Linked DNA regions of Homo sapiens: region 2 is linked to region 1. A link is a loop called in an ENCODE intact Hi-C map of the cell type or tissue named here. Cell type or tissue: gastrocnemius medialis. All regions are shown on one strand. Links, peaks and the distances in the headings refer to the core of each region. The heading gives the core; the rest is flanking DNA. Region 1 has its middle 21 kb from the start of ZNF423. Region 2 overlaps ZNF423 (zinc finger protein 423).

The links. A loop is a pair of places that touch in the nucleus more often than their neighbours do. Peaks named below come from ENCODE experiments on the same cell type or tissue, not always from the same donor. Only the 100,000 strongest peaks of a DNase experiment are listed, where the experiment ranks them.
Region 2: a loop joins it to region 1, with 15 times the contacts of the local background. A loop is called at or near these places in 2 of 110 quality-filtered maps.

Annotation. Positions count from the first base shown.
Region 1 is chr16:49,871,813-49,882,148 of GRCh38, reverse strand. No RefSeq gene overlaps it. Among named protein-coding and RNA genes, the nearest start is that of ZNF423, 21 kb to the right of the region's middle. RefSeq lists a silencer at 5,233-5,392. In gastrocnemius medialis, for the core only: CTCF peaks have their summits at 5,102 and 5,312 (motif pointing right); a DNase peak (open chromatin) is centred at 5,338; H3K4me3 peaks cover 904 bases.
Region 2 is chr16:49,698,083-49,708,418 of GRCh38, reverse strand. All of the region lies in intron 3 of ZNF423 (zinc finger protein 423), which reads left to right. It also overlaps the pseudogene MRPS21P7. Among named protein-coding and RNA genes, the nearest start is that of ZNF423, 150 kb to the left of the region's middle. RefSeq lists enhancers at 2,919-3,599, 3,502-3,601, 6,328-7,009, 5,881-7,231, 7,692-8,373 and 2 more. In gastrocnemius medialis, for the core only: no CTCF peak of the experiment used is centred there; DNase peaks (open chromatin) are centred at 6,098 and 9,238; H3K27ac peaks cover 862 bases.

The DNA.
Region 1 (10,336 bases), core at 1,037-9,036:
CAGGCTAACCAGGTGCCAGCCGTAGTGACAAGCCTGATCCACGTGTCACCATTCATGATCCTCACTAACCCTAGGGATCAGGGACCTTGTGGCCAACCTGGCTCTGCCACCTGCCAGCTGTGTGGCCTGGTGAAATTACTTTGCCTCTTTGGGCCTTCGTTCCTTCATCTGTTCTCCAGGGCGGGAGTAGTACCATACCCCAGGGTGGTTTTAAGGAATGATTTAGGCTTAAAAAGGATTTAGAGAAGTTCCTGGAACATGGTTGGTGCTCACTAAGTGTTGGCTTTTATTTTTCTTATTTCACAGATGTAGAAATGGAGGTTCTGAGAAGTTAAGTAACTTGCTCAAGGTCACACAGCTAGCAAGCAGTGGGGCCACATTCGAGCCCAAACAAGGCTGACTGCAAATGAACTCAACTATGCTGCCCCACTGCCTCCTGCTCTGCTTCCCAGGCACATAGCGGCCACCTCTGTGACTTAGCCTGCCATACTCCTGGACTGCAGCTGGCCACGACGCGGTCAAGATCTGTTTGGGGTCTGCCTCCTCTGCTGCCTCGAGCCTCTCCTTGGGACCGGAGCAGCCCCAGCTCTGAACACAGGGCTCTGGATGTTTGTTTGGGAACCACGTTCAAGTTGCACTCGGCCTGAGGTTATCTCCAGGCCTTACCCTCTCCATTCATTTCTGCCTCGAATACTCCCTGCAGCCATGAGCATTGGGCAGAGCAGGGGATGTGAGGTTCAGAGAGATAAGTCACTTGCCCAAGGATACACAGGGCAGAATAGGGAGGAAACCCCTGCCCTTCCGACAACCTCAGGTCTGGTCCTCTGGCTCCCCACACCAAGGAGCTCCAGGAGGGAGATGGGACTTGCCTGGGGCTGTGGGAGGGGACCATGACCCTGCGTGGTGTGTCTGCGGGGTATAGGCCTGTGCTGGCCTCCACAAATGCTGCCGCAGCACCACACCTGCTGCAGTAACAGCCACGTACATCGGAAAACCGCTCCATGAGCCGAGTCCCAGATGACAAGGAGGGCTGTGAGGGACATCTTGGGAGACCTGTGGCCCTCTCTGGAAAGATCTATGTCCAGCCAGGGGTGGTAGCTCATGCCCTGTAATCGCACCACTTTGGGAGGTCAAGGCAGGGGGATCGCTTGAGCTCAGAAGTTTGAGACTAGCCTGGGCAATACAGCAACACCCTGTCTCTACAAAAAACTTAAAAAATTAGCCAGTGTGGTGGCGTGTGCCTGTAGTCCCAGCTACCTGGGAGGCTGAGGTGGGAGGATTGTTTGAGCCCAGGAGATTGAGACTACAGTGAGCTATGATGGCGCCACTGCCTTCTAGCCTGGGCAACAGAACGAGACCCTGTCTCAACAGCAACAACAACAACAACAACAACTTATGTCCAGAAACGAATGTCCTTGCTCCATATCCTCTCCACCTGGTAAGCGGTGTCTAGCCCACACTTCCTGCATCCTCTGCATGCCATAATGAGAAGGTGGGTGGTTTATGGCAGAGGCGAGAAAATCCAGCAGATCCCGTCAGCTTGGAGGGCCCACTGTCAGCCCCTCTACCTGCTAAGGCCGGAGGGGTGGGTCCATGGTTCTTTAGACCACAGACTAAAACAGCAAAACATGCTGGGTGGCTCCAGGTGTACCCCTTACCGCCTCACTCACTTTGGCCATGGGCATCTGAGCTGTTGTTTGTTTGTTTGTTTGTTTGTTTTAAAGAGCCAGGGACCAAGAAAGGGTTAAGCAGCTCCCAATCTGACTTATGAGACTAGAAGCTCTTGCTCCCAGCTGGCCACCCACAGGCCTCTGTCATCTGGCCAGTGCTGGGCTGGGAGGTCTCTGGGTCTCCGCACCCATCTGGCCACACTGTCCTAGCACCATCGTCTCTCATCTGGCAGCTGGGACGGCCTCTCACTGGTCTTGCCCTATCTCTGCAGCCTACAGGAGCTCTCTGTCCTCAGTTGCTGCTTACCCCCTAAAATCCTTTTAAGTGGTTTTGTACTGCTCCCATTAATAGGATGAACCAAAGCTTCTTAACTGGCCCCGTGGTCTGCCCGATCTGACCCCCTTCCTGCCCACCCAGGCCACGCTGTTTCTCCTCAAATGTGCCAGTCTCTGTGGGCCCTGCAGGCCTTGGCGCATCCTCTCGGCTTGAAATACTTTCCTATCTCCCTGCCCATTCACCCTCCCCAGCCTGTGGCTGTAGACCAACAGATCTTGGTCCTCTTTTTCATTGGGCCCGCTTGGAAACTGGTTGTCCCCCAATGTCTGGGGCAGGCAATAGCAGTCAATCACAGGTGGCATGTGAAATGAAACACATCTGCCACTCATGCACAAGTTCAGATCCCAAGGTCCCTCTCAGCTCTCCCCTTCTGCTTTCTAAGACTGTTCCATCCTCAATTTGCCCTTCTGTAGAACGGGGAGAAAGAGATCCCTGCCTCCTCTGTCATCCCAAGGGGCTGAGAGTGTGAATCAAGGTGGCTGTTTTCACCTGGGTATCTGTTTCCTTGGTGTCTGTCCTGCCTCTTGCCCCAGAATATCCCCTTCTACCCGTGGACTTCCACTCTGACCCCTGATAGCTCCCAATAGCTAGCACAGTGCACCCAACTGCAGGTATTAGGATGTTTAAAGTGTCCATGTAGATGTGGCCTCATGTGCTGCACCCTCTTGGCTCTGAGTTACATGTCCTGCTGCAAGTTTCTGAAGCAGGAAACGGTATGTGGCAGTGGAGGCCATTGGGCTTGCTGGGCGTGGGGCTTTCCTAGGTGACATACAGAGGCACCACTCCTGCTTGTCTCGGGAAGGGGGTGTTCTTTACAGGGGGGTTCATCTCAGAATGATTCAGTGGCAGTTGGTAGTTGCATGGGTCAAAAATGAGCACAGGACCCAGAGTTGGGAAACCTGGGTATTTCCGAGTTCCAGTTCTGTACCTGGAATCCGACCTGGGAGTATCTGGACACACCTTGCCCCTCTCTGCCCTGAGTGTCCCTGTCTACACAGCGAAAGGGAACATAAGTCAGTAATCAGTGTCTTCTGGTTCTCCAACTGTTGGAGAAAAAATCAGAAATCCAGATTTCGGTGTGAAATTTCCAGACTTTTGGAAACAACAGGTGCTGGGGAGGATGTGGAGAAATAGGAACACTTTTACACTGTTGGTGGGACTGTAAACTAGTTCAAACACTGTGGCAGAGAGTGTGGTGATTCCTCAAGGATCTAGAGCTAGAAATACCATTTGACCCAGCCATCCCATTACTGGGTATATACCCAAAGGATGACAAATCATGCTGCTATAAAGACACATGCACACGTATGTTTATTGTGGCACTATTCACAATAGCAAAGACTTGGAACCAACCCAAATGTCCATCAATGATAGACTGGATTAAGAAAATGTGGCACATATACACCATGGAATACTATGCAGCCATAAAAAAGGATGAGTTCATGTCCTTTGCAGGGACATGGATGAAGCTGGAAGCCATCATTCTGAGCAAATTATCGCAAGGACAGAAAACCAAACACCGCATGTTCTCACTCATAGGTGGGAATTGAACAATGAGAACACCTGGACACAGGGTGGGGAACACCATCCACTGGGGCCTGTCGTGGGTTGGGGGAGGGGGGAGGGATAGCATTAGGAGATATACCTAATGTAAATGACTAGCTAATGGGTGCAGCACACCAACATGGCACATGTATACATATGTAATAAACCTGCACGTACCCCAGAACTTAGAGAATAAAAAAAAAAAAGAAATTTCCTGACTTTTACCTGCTAGTAATGAATTCACAATTTTATGAACTACTCTGGGGATTTAAGGATATGTGCCAGTAAGCCAGGCTGGGCCCAGGGACCACCGCTTGCTAACTCCAGACTGGAACATTTCTGCCTGACATTCAGTACTGTGGTTCTCACCAGGGGTACACATTGTAATTACCTGGGGATTAGGGGAAAAAAAAAAGCTAACTCTCCACTTCCCCCCAGAATGCTGACTTACTGGCCAGGGGTGGAGCATCTTGAGGAACTTGAGGCGCAGCTGAAGGGCTGAATCCTGGGCTGGCTGGGTGGCTGGGTGGCTGGGGTAGGTTCCGTCACTGAGCCTTGTCTTAGCTATCTGAGCAGTGGGGCAGTGGGCATATAGGCAGCATTCTCTTAGGTAAAGGGCTTGGCACATTAAAAAGGTGCCCAGTGAAGTGAGGATGGAAAAGCAATTGGAAGCTGCTTTTGACTTAGATGCTTGAACCTGGCTTTGGAAAACAAACCCTTTGGCTTTCAGGACTGAGACAGTGGAAAGTTTCCCCAGGTTGGGGGCTGGAGCATGTGAGTCTGGGCGCCACCTCTGCCTCTGGCCAGCTGTGAGGTTTAATGTTCTCTGCTCTGAGTCTCAGCATCACCTGCTTTCTTGAACATCATATTGGCTGGGCCTGTCTTCACTGTGAATGCCCAATATTCACCCCAATTTATTTGAGGGGAGGCACTGACTCAAGGCGAAGCTTCTACCTGTGTTTCCCTGGGAAACCCCCAGGCAGCCTGAGAGAGTAGGTATAATTGGCCCATTTGACAGATGGTGCTCCCTCAGGGAGACACAGTCTGAGAGGAGCCCAGCTCATTTTGGAACCCAGGACCTAGGTGTATCTGACTCCCAAGATTAGAGCAGGGGATGCCTTCAGGGGCTGGGTGAGCGACTGAAAGAAGGGCTGGGTTTACAGCGGGGTGTTTGGGGAGTGATGTGGTGACCTAAAGAGCCCAGGCTCCAGCTACAAAGACTGGGACTCATGTTAAAAAACAAAAAACAAAACAGGCCAGGTGCGGTGGCTCATGCCTGTAATCCCAACACTTTGGGAGGCCGAGGTGGGAGGATCGCTTGAGCTCAGGAGTTCAAGACCAGCCTGGGCAACATAGGGAGACCCTGCCTGTAAAACAAACAAACAAACAAAAAACCCAAAAAACAAAACACAAACAAACAAACAAACAAACAAAAAAACGCCGGGCGTGATGGCGTGCGCCTGTAATCCCAGCTACTCAGGAGGCTGAGGTGGGAGGATGGCTTGAGGCAGGGAAGTCAAGGCTGCAGTCAGCTGTGTTTGTGCCACTGCACTGCAGCCTGGGCGGCAGAGTGAGACCCTGTCTCCAAAAAGAAAAAACAAAGTTCTACACAAGTATGCTGGCCAGTGAGAACCCTGGGGCCCCCGGTTTGCGAGCCCCTACTGGGCCTGCGCAGTTTGCGGGGCTTTGGGTTCTCGGATCCCGGCTGGAGAGGATCTCCAAGGCCTGCGGGGCCCATGCCCAGGCCTGGCGGCAGGGGGCGCCCGAGCTCCCGCGCTGACCGCTGGTCCTCCCGGCCCTCTCAGACGCCTCCCGGGGCGGGTCTCCAGCTGCTTGCCCTGGGAACAACCCTAGCCAGCCGTTCCCGCCCCTCGCCCGCCACGCCGCACCCTGACCCTTAAGCGGCCCCCGCCCAGCTCCCTCCTGTGTCCCTGCCCCCTCCCGCCCCCTGGGCTGGCCCCTCGACCCTCTGATCTCACTCCTGCCTCCCGCCGCTCGGTCCTCCCCTACTCGGCCAGCTGGGCGGCTCCTCAGTTGGGGACCGGGGCCTCGGAGCCCCCGGCCTCGGGCCTGCGCCCTGTTCTTCCAGCTTGGGGGCTCCCTCTTCTCTCGCCCTCCTCCCCTCTCCTTCCTCCCACCCCCGCTGCGACGGCTTCCTTCTCCTCCCACCCCCCGTGGCTCTGGAATTCCTGGGGGAGCCTACTCCCCCAGCCCGGGCTGCACCCGAGCGTGCAACAAGTCCCGCCGAGCGTGCGAGCACGCAGATGAACACGCGGTTCGCGGGCAGCCGCGGCTGCGTGGACCCAGCTGGATGTTTCAGCGTGCACAAGTGCGTGTTTCTGCATCCAACTCTGCTTAGACACTGGTGTGTAATTTTTTGTGCACACACATTCAGTGACTCTTGGGGAAAGTTTTCTGAAAATCCCGGGCTGGCATTAAATATAAAAAGGCTTTGTTTAATGCCAGAGGCATTTTCCCCCGTGTTCTGGAAGTCGAGAAGCGTTCACCTGCTTCCCCCTTCCCCTCTTAAAGACCCGGAGGCCTTGCTAGCATTGGGAGAGAGGGGAGAATAGAGGGAGGTACACCAAAGAAGTGGTTCTTTTAGAGTCCACCTCCCCGTGCCTGTACCACAGCCCTACCCACAAAAGGCTTTCTCAGGCCCTGGAAACCTCCCTAGTCTTTGTCTCTTTCCTGGGCTGTTTAGCTTTGAATCTTCTTCCTCAAATATCTGGGTGTGTTACAATGATGCCGACATCATTCTGGTTTTGGAATTCAAGTTGTAGCTTAGCCAGCATGTGGAAGGCTGTGGAGCAGGGTGTTTGGAGGGCACTGTAGGGAAGGTGGGCAAGGCAAGGAAACTGAGAGCAGGGGGGCAGAGTGGCCCAGGGAAGGGGTGTCCTCTCCTTGAGCTGACCACTGTGAAGTGGGTCATATGTCTTATAAGGCTGTTTGCGTCTATTTCTTTTATTGTACATTTAGTGCCTCGGAGTATCTGGGCATAATAGATATTAAACAAAGACAGCTGGACTGGGCGTGGTGGCTCACGCCTGTAATCTCAGCACTTTGGGAGCCCGAGGTGGGCAAATCACGAGGTCAGTTCGAGAGTAGCCTGGCCAACATAGTGAAACCCTGTTTCTACTAAAAATACAAAAATTAGCCGGGCGTGGTGGTACGTGCCTGTAGTCCCAGCTACTCTGGAGACTGAGGGAGGAGAATCACTTGAACCTGGGAGGCGGAGGTTGTGGTGAGCCAAGATCGCGCCACTGCGCTCCAGCCTGGGCAACAGAGCAAGACTCCATCTCAAAAAAAAAAAAAAAAAAAAAAACCAAAGAAACAAAGACAGCTGTTTATGATTTTGTTGGATTTTTTTGGAGGCAAAGGTATAGAATAGTGTATAAAACCATACACTTTGGATCTGGATGCAAATCCTGGCCCCACAATTTTCTAATAATATAACTTTATGTCAATTTCTGTGTGCCTCTTGCCTTCTCTGTAAAGTGGGGCCAGCAATGATTGCACGCCTCCCAGGGTTTGTGTAAGGATTGAATGAGTCAATTTACATAAGCACTGGAACAGTACCTGGCACATATAAGTGCTGTGTAAGTTTCAGTTTTTATTATCCCTCTAGAACAGAGGTTGGCACCACCTGTTTTTATACAGCCCTCCCTTGAGCTAAGAGTGCTTTACAAATTTTTAATGGTTGGGGAAGAGAAAAAGAAACACTCATATTTCAGGACACATGAACATTACACAGAATTCAAATTTCAGTGTCCATAAATAAAGTTTTATTGGAACACAGCCACACCCATGCATGGGTGTTTTCACACTACAAAGGCAGTTAAGTCAGTTCAACAGAGACCTTATGGCCTGAAAAGCCAAAAATGTTTACTCTCTGGCCTTTAGAGAAAAAATTTGTCAAGCCCTGCTGGACAAGGTCAGCTGCAAGAGTGCAGAGATTTTTGCCTGTTGGATCATTAATGTATCCCTAGTGCCTGGAACTCTGCCTGGAACATAATAGATGCCCAATAAGTATTTGTTGCATGAATGAGTTTGGTCCCAGGCAGTTGTGAGGCAGAGGCTCCAATGTTCCTGAGCTTGGCATGGGGGTCTGTAGTGATTCAAGCAGATGCTCGTTCGGAGATCAGAAGAAGGAATTTGCCCACCCCCGACCCCTCAGTCTCCTTAAGCGGGGACCAAAAATCAGACTGGCCACAGGGAAGCTGCTCCTGCTGAGTTTGGCCTTGCTTTAGGTGAGGCACTCACATGGTCCAAACCAGATCCTTTCTATCCAGCCAAATCACACCCTAGGGAGGGGCAACTTGGTGTCATCACTTGGAGGGGGGGTCTTCATTCCTTCCCTCCCCCTCTGGCAGACTCACAGCAGGCAGTGAAGTGGCTGGAAGGATTTTGAGAATGGCTTCCTTGGGGCCAGTCGCAGTGGCTCACACCCACAATCACAGCACTTTGGGAGGCCAAGGTGGGCAGATCACTTGAGGTCAGGAGCTCAAGACCAGCCTGGCCAACATGGCAAAACTCTGTCTCTACTAAAAATACAAAAATTAGCTGGGCATGATGGCACACACCTGTAATCCCAGCTACTTGGGAGGCTGAGGCAGGAGAATCGCTTGAACCCAGGAGGTGGAGGGTGCAGTGAATTGAGTGAGATGGTGCCACTGCATTCCAGCCTGGCCGACAGAGTGAGACTCAAAAAAAAAAAAAAAAAAAAAAAAGAGAGAGAGAGGGAATGGATTCCCTGACCTTCTGGGGAGAGGGTGCTCCATGGCCAAGGGGTTGTTGGCTTTGGATCTTCCTGTCCTGGGGGAAAGAAGAGAGAGGAGGCAGAGGAGCCCCAGGCTCACTGGGGGCACTTGCCATGATGAGATTCCACTCGGCTTTGCCAAGGAGCTCTTCAAAGGTCCTAGCAAGGGGTGACCATGGGCTGGGAGAAATAACACATAACCCTCAGTGTAAGAATGTGCTCAGATCCCCCAGCAGCCTGCCCTGGTGACTGGGCCTGCTGGGGCATCCCAGGGCTGCCAGAGGCTCCTTTCTTCATTCAGTGCTTCCTGAAATCCTGTGTGCAAGGTGCTGAGCTTGGTGCTGGTGCTAGTGCAGGAGGAATAAGATACAGCCCCTGCCGGGTGGAGCTCACAGCCTTCTGGAACATAAATAACTCTGATCCACTGAGGTAAGTGCATAGTCAGAGTGCTCTTCTGGATTGACCACATCCTAAAACGAGCTAAGGATACAACCATGTGTTTTGCAGAAGAGGAAACTCAAATAGCCAAAAATGCATGAAAAGAAACTCAATATGACTCTTGGTCCAGAAAAATGCAAATTAGAGCCACATAAAATGCCACTAGTATGCCATGAGATCAGCAAAAATAAAATGGGTGATAGTCCTGGGGGAATCTGGGGGAGAAGGCACTGTCATATATAGTTGGTGCAAATAGGAATTGTTATGGCTTTGAGGGGAAAAGAAACTTGGCAGTATATATTAATTCAGGTTGAGTAGCCCTTGTCTGAAATGCTTGGAACCAAAAATGTTTCAGATTTCTTTTTTTTTTTTTTCCAGATTTTGGAATATCTGCATTATATTTACCAGTTAAACATCTCTAACTCAAAAATCTGAAATCTGAAATGCCTCAGTGAGCATTTTCTTTGAGAATCATGTCAGCACTCAAAAAGTTTTGGATTGGCTGGGTGCGGTGGCTCACGCCTGTAATCCCAACACTTTGGGAGTCCAAGGCAGGTGGATCATGAGGTCAGCAGATCGAGACCATCCTGGCGAACACGGTGAAACCCCGTCTCTACTAAAAGTACAAAAAAATTAGCCGGGCGTGGTGGCAGGCCCTGTAGTCCCAGCTACTCGGGAGGCTGAGGCAGGAGAATGGCGTAAACCCGGGGGGCGAAGCTTGCAGTGAGTGGAGATAGCGCCGCTGCACTCCAGTCTGGGTGACAGAGCGAGACTCTGTCTCAAAAAAAAAAAAAAAAAAAGGTTTTGGATTTTGAAGCATTTTGGACTTTGGATTTTCAGATTAGGTATATTCAACCTGTATAAACAAAACCATACAAACCAAAAAACATACCCTTTTTCCGGCAGTCGCACTCTTGAGATTCCATCCTGAGACTTAAGGGTAAATATACCAGGATACTTATTAAAGTGTGTGTGTGTGTGTGTGTGTGTGTGTTTGAGACAGGGTCTTACTCTGTTACCCAGGCTGGAGTGGAGTGAAATGCCTGAAGCCTCGAACTGGGCTCAAGCCACCCTGTGGCCCTAGCCTCCTGAGTAAGTGGAACTACAAGCACATGCCAGCATGTCCCACTGATTTTTAAACTTTTTGTAGAGATGGGGTCTTGCTGTGTTGCTCAGGCTGATCTTGAACTCCTATGCTCAAGCTATCCTCTGATCTCAACCTCCCAAAATGCTGGGATTACAGATGTGAGCCACAATGCCCAGCCCTTAAAGTGTTTTTATGAAGGAACAAAAGCATGGAAACATTTATACCCAAGATGAAAAGTTTAATTGTGATACATTTACATGTGCAGTATTATGTGGCCATGAAAAAATGATGAGTTAGCACTATTTCTTTCTTTCTTTCTTTTTTTGAGATGGAGTCTTTCTCTGTCACCCAGGCTGGAGTGTAGTGGTGCAATCTCAGCTCACTGCAACCTCCGCCTCTCGGGTTCAAGTGATTCTCCTGCCTCAGCCTCCCAAGTAGCTGGGAGGACAGGCGCCCACCACCACGCCCGGCTAATTTTTGTGGTTTTAGTAGAGACAGGG
Region 2 (10,336 bases), core at 1,665-9,664, 170 kb after region 1:
GCTACTGGGGAGGCTGAGGCGGTTGAACCCTGGAGACAGAGGTTGCAGTGGGCTGAGATCTTGCCGCTACACTCTAGCCAGGGGGGCAGAGTAAGACTCTACCTCAAAAAAGAAAAAAAAAAGAAAAGAAAAAAGTGGTGGGTGTCGTATCCACAGGCTCAGCAGCTCCGCCGATCCAGCCAGTTCTTTTCCACCAAGAGGTTGATCTTTGGAGCCATCTCCATGCTGTAGATCTGCCGGCAGGTTCCGTAGCTTTCCCCTGTTGCTGGTGGCATGGCTTCTCATGGCACCGCTGATGTCGAATGTCCTCAGCGAGCCCATTCATGGCCACGATTCTGTGTTGGGTCCCGCACGCACCTTTCACGGTCCTTTTCTGTAACATCACAGTCCTGGCAATGAACTCCAGATGTTTTGCCCTGACCTTGGATTTAAGTCTCCACTCTGCAGGCCCTCATGAGCTCAGTCCCAGCCCGCCTTCTTTTTTAAGGCTGAATCATAGAATCGCTTGAACCTGGGAGGTGGAGGTTGCGGTGAGCCAAGATCGCACCATTGCACATTAGCCTGCGTGACAGAGCTAAACTCTGTCTCAAAAAAATAAATAAATAAATAAGTAAGTAAAATAAGATCTGCAAATCTGCAAGGAAGTGCTTAGGGCACTAGTATTTTTTTTTAAAGCATTAGAGGATGCATAAGTAAATAATACGTAAATTTTATCAAGGCTTCTTTATAGTTATTTTATAATTTAGTGTTTTTTATTTTGAATTATGAGTAGGGAAAGTGCTCTTTGTTTTTTTTTTTTTTTTTGAGACAGTCTCACTCTGTCGCCCAGGCTGGAGTGCAATGGCGTGGTCTCGGCTCACTACAACCTCCCCCTCCTGGGTTCAAATGATTCTCCTGCCTCAGCCTCCCGAGTAGCTGGGATTACAAGCGCCTGCCACCATACCTGGCTATTTTTTTTAACATTTTTATTAGAGACGGGGTTTCAAGATGTTGACCAAGCTGGTCTTTAACTTCTGACCTCAGGTGATCCACCCGCCTTGGCCTCCCAAAGTGCTAGGATTACAGGCGTGAGCCACCATGCCTGACAAATGCTCTTTTCTGTATATAGGTTCTCCCCACATCTTGACCCTGGGTCTGAGAGGAGCAAGAGGTAAGTGGGTGGAGCCTAGTGGGGAGAGTACTGCAGACAGTGGGGAGAGCATGTGCAAAGGCCCTGGGGAAGCAGAGGTGACACAGGGCGTCGGGGTACCGGCAGGGACCCCGGGGGTAGGTACCCAGGGAGCGGTGAGGTGAGGGCATGGCATGGGGCTGGGGCCAGATCACATAGTGCCTCGCAGGCCATGGAAAGGGGTGGGGATTTTATTCCAAGCCTAGTGGGAAGCCATTGGAAGAGGTCAGCAGAAGGGTGACAGGATCCGGTGTGTGTGTTTAACAGATCCCTCTGGCTGCTGTGGATAGCATGGGCAGGTGTGTGGGTTGTCCTGGGGGTTTGTTTATAGGTTTCTCCTTCCTGGCTGGCAGTCATGGGTCCTGGGACCACCTGCCATGTGAGGCCGAAGGTGCCCTTGTGTTGTTGGTGCCCGGAGCCATTACCTCACTTTGTCTGGGTTCTGGACTTTCTCTTCTGTTTCTGGGTCAATCAGACCTGGCCTTTTGAAGCCAGATGGAGGCAGAAGACCTTCGGGTGATGTTTAGATCTCTAAGTTGCTGTAAATCTCACTGAAGTGACCTATTTTTCTTCCATGTTGCTCTTGTATTTTTTATGAATGGATGATAAAAAATGTGGCAGGGTCATTTGTTTTAATTTCCTTCTGACACCTGGATTCTGTGTTTGGTGGCAGCCATCCCACCAGTGGCTGGAAGTCTGCCTCCAGGCGGTGGAGTGGCCCTGGGCCCAGTTCACACCTGGCTCTGTTGTGAATGGTGGGGCAGCATGCCCTGGTCCCCACAAGGCAGTGAGCCCCCTTTAGAGCACAGGACTGGAGGGTCAATGCTGGTACCCAGGGATGGGATTCTTCCAGCGTGTCTGTCTGATTGGCCAGGCAGCTGTGGCCATGGCTGGCCTGGAGGTGAGAACTTGAAGGCTCTATCCTTTTGGGACTACAGTCCTGCCCATCTTACGGAGGGTCCAATTGTTAAATGGAAACTAGTTCTTCAAGGCAAACTGGCTTCACCTTTGATGGGGAGTGGTGAGGGGTCAGTTCTGAGGACTGACAGCCTCCAGTGCCCATGAGACCAAAATTCATTTTTTTTCCTAGGGTGGCCATTTGTGGTCATGTCTGGCCCTATTTTCCAGGCTATCTTACCACTCCCCACCTCACCCTTGCCTTTGAAGTGTGTGGTGCCCTTGCCCACGCTGTTCTCTCTGCGTTAAACACCACCCCGCAGTGTGCCTCCCTGTAAAGCCATCCCATCCTTCCAGTCTTCCTGGAAGCCTTTCCTGACCTCTACACAGATGGTCGTCCACGTGCCTTCTCTGGGGTTCCCAGAAGCAATGGAGCACTTGGACACTCCCTTGTTTCTCAAAATACATTTTTCTTGTTTTATGCTTGCTATATAAACTTACTGTGGGGCCGGGCGCAGTGGCTCATGCCTGTAATCCCAGCACTTTGGGAGGCCAAGGTGGGTGGGTCACCTGAGGTCAGGAGTTCAAGACCAGCCCAGCCAACATGGCGAAACCCCATCTCTACTAAAAAGACAAAGATTAGCCTGGCGTGGTGGTGGGCACCTGTAATCCCAGCTACTTGGGAGGCTGAGGCAGGAGAATCGCTTGAACCAGGGAGGTAGAGGTTGCAGTGAGCCTAGATCGCACCACTGCACTCTAGCCTGGGCAACAAGAGTGAAACTCTGTCTCAAAATCACGCACAAAAAATAAAATAAACTCACTGTGGAAGGTCTATTAAGTACAGAGAAGTGAAAAGAAGAAAATCCAGTTATAACCTAGAGATCCAGAGAGTCATTTTGGCATTCATCCATCCACATTCTTGTTCTGCAATCTGCTTTGTTTTTGTTTACCCATAGGTTGTAAACAGCTTATCATATTAATATTGTCCAAAAGCCTCCTTTTAATCGGCTTTATACTGTTCCATTGTGAGGTTGTGCTCAGGTGTGTATTACAGTGCCCTATAGCTAGACAGAGGGCACTCCCCATCCCAGTGATCCACCTGCCATGCTGTGACCATGGCAGGCTTTGTGAAGGGCTGGGGCCTTGACTCTGTTGAATGAATGAATTCTCCTGCATTCACATCTGTCTCCTGATGTACCAGATAAGCCTGTATTTAAGGCCTTCTTATTCTCCCATCCCAAGTGCCCTCCCACCTTTTTCCCAGAAAGAAGACAGGACAGCCCACCGTGCTGTCATTTAACCTTTAAAAGTGCAGGCCAATAGCTCGGGCAACAAAGAGGCTGGAAGGGCTAGGCAGGAGTGGGTGCAAAGGGTGGCCTCCTGGAGGTGGCAGTGTTGGCACAGGTTTGTAAGTGGCTTCCAGGCCAGGAGGGAGCCCAGGGAGTTCTAGGTGGCCTGGGGCTGCTGATGAGCAGGAGAGACTCCAGTTGGAAGTGGAGGTCCCTTGGAGCTGGGAAGTTTTCATGCCTGGTTCCAAGCTCTGGCAGCCATATTTGAAGGCCCACAGTGCAGCTGAGGTGGCACTGTGGTGTTTGGGAGTCTGGTGTGTGTGTGTGCTCTGCATAGCAGTTACATGGGAGTGGAATTCTGTCCTCTGTGTGTGATGAGACACAAACCTTCATACTCCCTCCAGATCTACTGGAGCCTGGGAACAAAGCCTTCATTTATTCAAGCATGCATGCATGGAGTAAGCAAATGTTCACTGCATCTTCCTCTCTATCAGGCTCTATGCTGGTTCCTGCTCTCACAGAGCTCACAGTCTTGGGGGTGAGGGTACAGCTATCCCAGTTTGCTCATGACTGACTGACTAATGGGCTTCCTGGTATGTATGTAGCATTTTCAGTTCTAAAATTGGGGAAGTCCTAGACAAATTGGGACAAGTTGGTCACTGGGTTACTGTCATCCAAGGAGAAAGGTGTCAGAGCCCTGTGGGTAGGACTGAGGGACCCAGAGGAGGGAGGTCACCTCTGGATTTCCTGTTATAGGTGTGGCATGCTTAGTGGGAGTTTTCGTGGAGTGTCATGGAGTGGAGTTGAGATGCCCTAGAAGGGGGTTCTAGCGAAGATTCTTCCCTTCTCCTTTTCAGTTCTTTATGCCCCTGCTCCTGTGTTCCCCCTCTGGCTATGGCACAGCCAGGGTGTTCCAGAGGGGCTAAGACTGCCCTCTGGAAAGTGGATCCCTGAGACCCGGGCTCAGTCATCCCTTTCTGCCTCCAGGCCCTCTTTGAAGAACAGGGTTCTCTGAAGTCCACTCTGAAGGGGAAACCTGCCCTTCCTCCCTTGCACTGAATGGAGTCTACTGGGGTAGACTTAAATGGCTTTTATTTATGGCCTGGGCGCATCACTCATCAGTTGCTTCACTCACCTCTTCACTCACCACAGGGCTCCTGTTCATCTCTTATGTGCCGGGCACTGGGCTGGGCACAAGCTGGTGATGCATTGAACCCAGGGTGGGGCATAGAGGAGCTGGGAGATAAACAACCCCTGCCAGCCCAGCGAGTTAGGGCGACCTAGGAGCCAGCCAGCTCCAGAAGCCTTAGCAGCTTCTCACCCAGGACAGCTGGTGGGAAGGAATCCATTAAGTCAGCAGAGCCGGATCCACCCTTGCTGGGCCTCCCTGGGCTGACCCCATGGGGCTCCCCTGCTAGGTGCCTCTCTGGAGCCTTTGTCCCTAGAAGTCTGTGAGGGGCCTTGGGAGAGTGGAATCTTGCACCCTTCTCTAGGAAGAGCCATTTGTCCATTGAAATGTAATTTTCTCCTGAAAGGAGGAAAAAGACAGGAAGGGCCACCAGGTTGAGGATAGGATTCTGGTCCCAGATCCAGAGTAAATTTCCAGCCTGCAGGTAAAGTCCCTGAAAAATGTAGGGCTGGGTGGATGGGCACCCTGCCCTGGGAAACCCCCACCCCATCCCTGACTCTAAATGCCGTTGTGCCTAAAAATTAAATTGAAGTCAGAAATGATTTTTACTCCTTCACATGCTTTAAAAAAAATTCAATGAAGGAAAACCCCAAGCTGACGTAATGGATAGAGTACAGTTCAAAAAGAATAAATGTTTTCAAGAAAGAAATTTCTAAAGGAGATTTCTTTGTGTGTTCCAGCGGCCATGACACGGTTAAGCAGGTCGCCTCTCTGGTCCTGGTGCACCTGTGGGGAGGTTCTAGCGGTAACCGCAGAGCCCAGGAGGGAGGAGGGCCCAGCATTGGAATGCGGGCGTGTGCATGCCTGCGCGCCTGTGTTGGTGCATGTGTTCGTATCAACACATGTACACATTTATCAAATTACATCTGCTTTTACCTTTAAAATTTTATGAACATGAGCATATGGTGCTTTATCCTGCCATGGAGTGTGTGTGTGTGTGTGTGTGTGTGTGTGTGTGTGTGTGTGCGTGTGCACACAGGCAGGTTGGCTTGGCACTCGCTCCTCCAGCACACATGGGTCTGTGGCCGAGAAACTCCTTTGGAGATGAGAGCTTGGAAGCGTGTGGGGCTGTGGGTGAGCCAGCCTCCCCAGGGCCCCAGCCTGGCCCTTGGCCCACCAGGCCATGAATACATTTCCATCCATCTCTGGCCCCCATCACCTAGGCAGCTAATTCCTCGGAGCCTCTCAGCCTTATTAAAGTCACAGATCACTTTCTTGAGCTTAATGCTGTCAAGACCAAGCGTGCCCCTTGTTCTGACCCCCTCCCGCCATCCAGCCTCTCCTTGAGGGCTGGGGGTGGAGGTGAGGGGCCCGCCAGCCCCCCGCCTCCACCCTGCCCCCTCCTCAATTTGATCGGCATGACGCCTTGCAGTGATCAGTGAGGTCGCCTCAAGATTCCTTCAGTAAAGCCCTCGGCAGGGATACAAGGGCCGTCACAGCTGTGCTGCACAAACCAGCTTCCAAAGGCGAGGATGGGGCTGGCCCACTCGAAGTGGCTCCTCGGCAGAGGGGTGCGAGGCTCGCTGCTGATTTGGAGAACACTTCTCCCGTCCCTGGCTGCCTTGGCCTCCCCTGTTATGAAATATGGATGGTACCGGTTCCAGCGTTCAGAGACTCGCTGGCAGTGTGAGCGTCTCCAAAGGCCCGCCTTGTGCATGCACCTAAACACTTCACTGAGCAATCTGTCAACATGTCAGCAACACATGTTTTGTAAAAAGCTTCCAGTGGGAGTAATGACTCCCACCAGGACTTCCAAAATGCTTTGAATTCAGCAGATTTCTATTGCGGGCATCCCCTGGGGTGCCTTTTACAATGCCTACATTTCAGAAATTTGAGCCACAGACCCCTGGGGGTTTCCTTTCATAATGCCTCAAAATGTAGGGTTATATTGTTGGAAGTCCCCATGGGGTCTTTATTAATACCTGAATTCTGAGGAACTGGAAATTACACAGGGCACTGCAGGGGCCCAGATCCACACCAGGAAGAAGAGAAAAACTCTGTGGGGAGATTTTTTTTCTTCATGCAAGAGTGAAAGAGAAGAATTTGCTAAAGGACAAAATTGAGTGTGTTTGAGCTTCCTTCATTTAATCTGCCTTCTAGAACGCTACAGTAAAATCTGCAACGGGGAAGGGGGGAAATGACTTTTCTATTTTTAAATCTCACTTTGATATTTTAGGGGCCAGAGTATGTTCTCTTTAAACACCCAGTGTCGAAGAGGTATTGTTTAAAAATAAATTATTTTTCTTTTTGGTAATTGAAAACACCTCTGCCGTGCCCCTCTCCTGGGTCTCCCCTCTTCCTTAGAGCTGTTAAGCTCCTGTAGCGCGCTGCCGTCTCATTATCATTAACCGTTTGGGGTCGGTTTGAGATATTGGCCCACTTGCTCCCCTCCCCTCCCCTCTCCTCCTCTCACCTCCCCTCTGCACATTAAAGATGAGAAAATCAACCTTGGAGATGGTCCAATCTCCCGTGCGAACTGGTTTCAAATCCTCGTCGCTGGTTGGGGCCATCAGCGTAGGAAATATCAAGGCTGGCTGCTACTTTTTTGCAAGCATTTTGCTGCTGAAGTCTTGAAAAGACAGAGGGGTGCCTTCCTGTCCCCCACCCTACACACACACGTGCGCATGCACGCACACGTGCATATACCGGCTTCCACGTGTGACTCATCTCAGCCTCCATCACCTGCACACTCACCTTTGGTTCTGTTTTTTTAAAAGTTACAAGACTTAAACATGTTAAGCCTTAGGGTTAATTTAAGCTGCCTTTTTTCATTCTAAATCTGGCACTGACTAGCTTGCTGAAAAGAGGCCTCTCTATTTCTATTACAATCTCATTGACTGGGACAAGAAAATAACATTGAGAGAGCTAACTTACAGCAGCCAAGGCCAAGAAATTCTAAGTTGCTGATAAGACCCTCCTCCCTTCTCCTCCCTCCTCTGCCCTCCTCCCTCTTCCCTCCTCCCTCCTCCTTTCTCCTGCCTCCTCCCTCCTTTCTGCCAGAGTGACTGGATCACACAGGGGACTCAGGAACTCACATTTTCCCCCCTTGGTGAGACTCCCAGACGGTGTTCAACCATCTGTGGTCCCGTGGGCCCAGCAGAGGGGGCCCAAGGAGGGGGGTTTGCCCATCAGGAGCTGGTTGGGTCAGATGCTCACAGAGATCCTCTGCACCCACCCCGAGCAGGCTGATTAATTAAGCAATTGCATCATTGATTCAAGGTTTGTGATTTGGTGCCAGGGCGCTGGCGGCTGCGTTCCTGAGCATTGCTTCCCCTCCCTGGGCTGTGAGTTGCAGGATCCCTTTCCTTTCTCCAGCCTGATTTTCCTCCCCAGTGCCAATCCTGGATGTTCCATCAGGAAAGGAACGGCCCCCTGTATTCCAGCTGCCCCTCCGCCCCAGTCAGGAAGCCCTGTGCCTCCTGGGGTGTCATGATGGGTGGGGCTGTGGGCCATGAGCAGACCTCAGGAGGGGCCTTTTCTGCTCCCAGCAGGCCCTGTGGGCTTCAGCAGGGGCTTGGAGACGGAGAGGGCAGGGAGCCCTGTGGTGCTGATTTGACATTTTTAGCTGAAGACCTTTGTTCCGACCAATTTCCAAGTAGCTTGGGGTTGGAGTGCATTCTGCTTTTTTCTTTTTCTTTTTTTCTTCTTCTTCTTCTTGTTTTTTTTTTTTTTTTTTTTTTGAAATCCTGGGCCTCTTTTTCCTTTTTCTTTCAAAGCGATGAAATAGAATCTGACCCTGGGAATCCCATTCTTGCCATCTCTTTCCCCAAGCCACCCTCTTCTGCCTGATCAAGGAGGCCTGGATTTCCTGGCAGCCTCTGGGTCTCAGAGGGTCTTTGGCCTTGAAACCCTGCTTCTAGCCCAGCCCCTCGCCCCTGTCTTCTGAGGGCTGCAGACTCCCCAGGGAGGCTGATATCCTGGCCTGGGGCCCTGGCTCGGGAGCTGCTGTGGGGTGGGGTCCACTATTTTTCTGTCCTCCTCCCTCTTGGAGACTTTGGCCCTCACTTGGCCTCAGGGTCAGTGGGTGGAAGAGCCGTAAGATAAAAATTTAGCCCACTTCCCAAGAACACAGACTTTTCCTAAGGAGGCCTGAACCAGGCAGCCAGAGCCCCTTCAATTTTCATCCAGTGGGGATGGCATGGTAAGAGCACTCAAAAATAAACAAATCAAAACTGAAAACATCAAAACAACTAAAAGCCGGACAATAGAAATTCCTTTTCCTTGTGAGCCCCAAAGTAAACAATGAAGATACCACCTCTGGGAAAGAGGACATGACAAACTTAGATTCTTTTGAAAACACATACTATTTGCCAAATCAGATGGCAAACCTCCTTCCAGCATCAAAATCCATGTGGTTCCAGGGAAGAACGGGGGCAGGGGGCGGGGGACGGTGTGGGAGGAGCCTTTGCGCCCCCAAACAGATGTCCAGGGAGGCGAGGCCAGAAAGCTTCCGTGGAGCAGTGATTTATTTTATTTTTTAGATCTAGATGTTTTGGCCGCATTTATTTATTTATTTCCAAAGGGCTATTTTTGGCGTCTGCCTGGGCTCCTTTGTAGCAAAGCCCCCTTTTCTAGAATTTCCTTTCCTTTATTAGAGTTACAGCTCAGCTTTGTGCGGCCCCCGGGGGAGCCGGCCAGCCGCTGGCAATTTCTCTCAGACACCCAATTACCCCCTGACGTCAGTGCCGCCTCGCCCAGCTCCCCTGGGTGCTTCCATTTTTCCCTTTGTAACACTAATAGCTGACTAGCTAAGTGCCTGTCGGCTCCTTGGCAGAGGAGGTGATTGTGTTTTCGGCTGGATACTAAATCCAAAAACTATGTAAAAATGTCAATAGGTGAGTGCACATTGATTTTGGTTAGTCACAGTGATATTTGAGCCCCTTTGGGGACTCTGTCTGGGGAAGTATTTTACAAGAAAGATAATATAACAGAAAATTACTGGAGCTCCGCGGGTCTCTGGTGGGTTTCTTAGAGGCCTGCTAAATTGCTGTAGAATCAACAAATGCTTTATTAATCTAAATTTGTGGTTTTGTTCTTTCTTCTCTTCAGAAGGTTGGAGTTTTAATGATGCAGGCGGCTCCGGCGGCCGGGCTCGGCAGCGCGGCCCGCACCTTGGCTGACGGGCTGGGGTACCCTGGCTGGTAATGAACTCTCAGAGGGTCCGGGAGCAGGGCGGCTGTGTTCCCAGCTGGCTTCCTGGGGAATGTGGAGCAGGCGCCGGGCCCACCGCTTGCCAGGCCGAGGTCTGTGCGAGCAGATAAAGTGAGGGGCTGAGGGCCTGGAACAGCTGTGGCGGGCCAGACTGACTGGGAGAGGCTGATAAGAGCCCAGAAGGAGCCCAGGCGGGCGGCGTGGCAGCGCCAGAAATCTGACGGGGTATCACGACTGGCAAAGAAAGTTAAACACGGCCGGATCGGGGGATGGTTGGCGGACCTGCGGAGAAAGATAATGGTAATTGATGGAATCAAAGTCGCAGCACAGCCTTGTGTTTTCTTGGCAATTAATTCCCCCACCCCTCCCCAGTTTCTAACCCCCTGGCATTCTTAGAGCCCAGGATGCCCCGTGAGCAGGCTGCACACTCAGATAATCAGCACATGCCCTCCTTGCTTCGGGGGGCGGGAGCAAAGGAGATGCAGCCAAGAAAAGACACAATTAGAGACCTGGTTTAAAAAAAAATGTTACAAACAAACAAGTCAGAAAAAGAAAACCCCACTGAAAAGTTAAGGACGTGTCACTCCGGGAGCTCATCTGATCTTGCTCTGGAAGGGAAGGAAGAAAATCGATGTCTTTGTA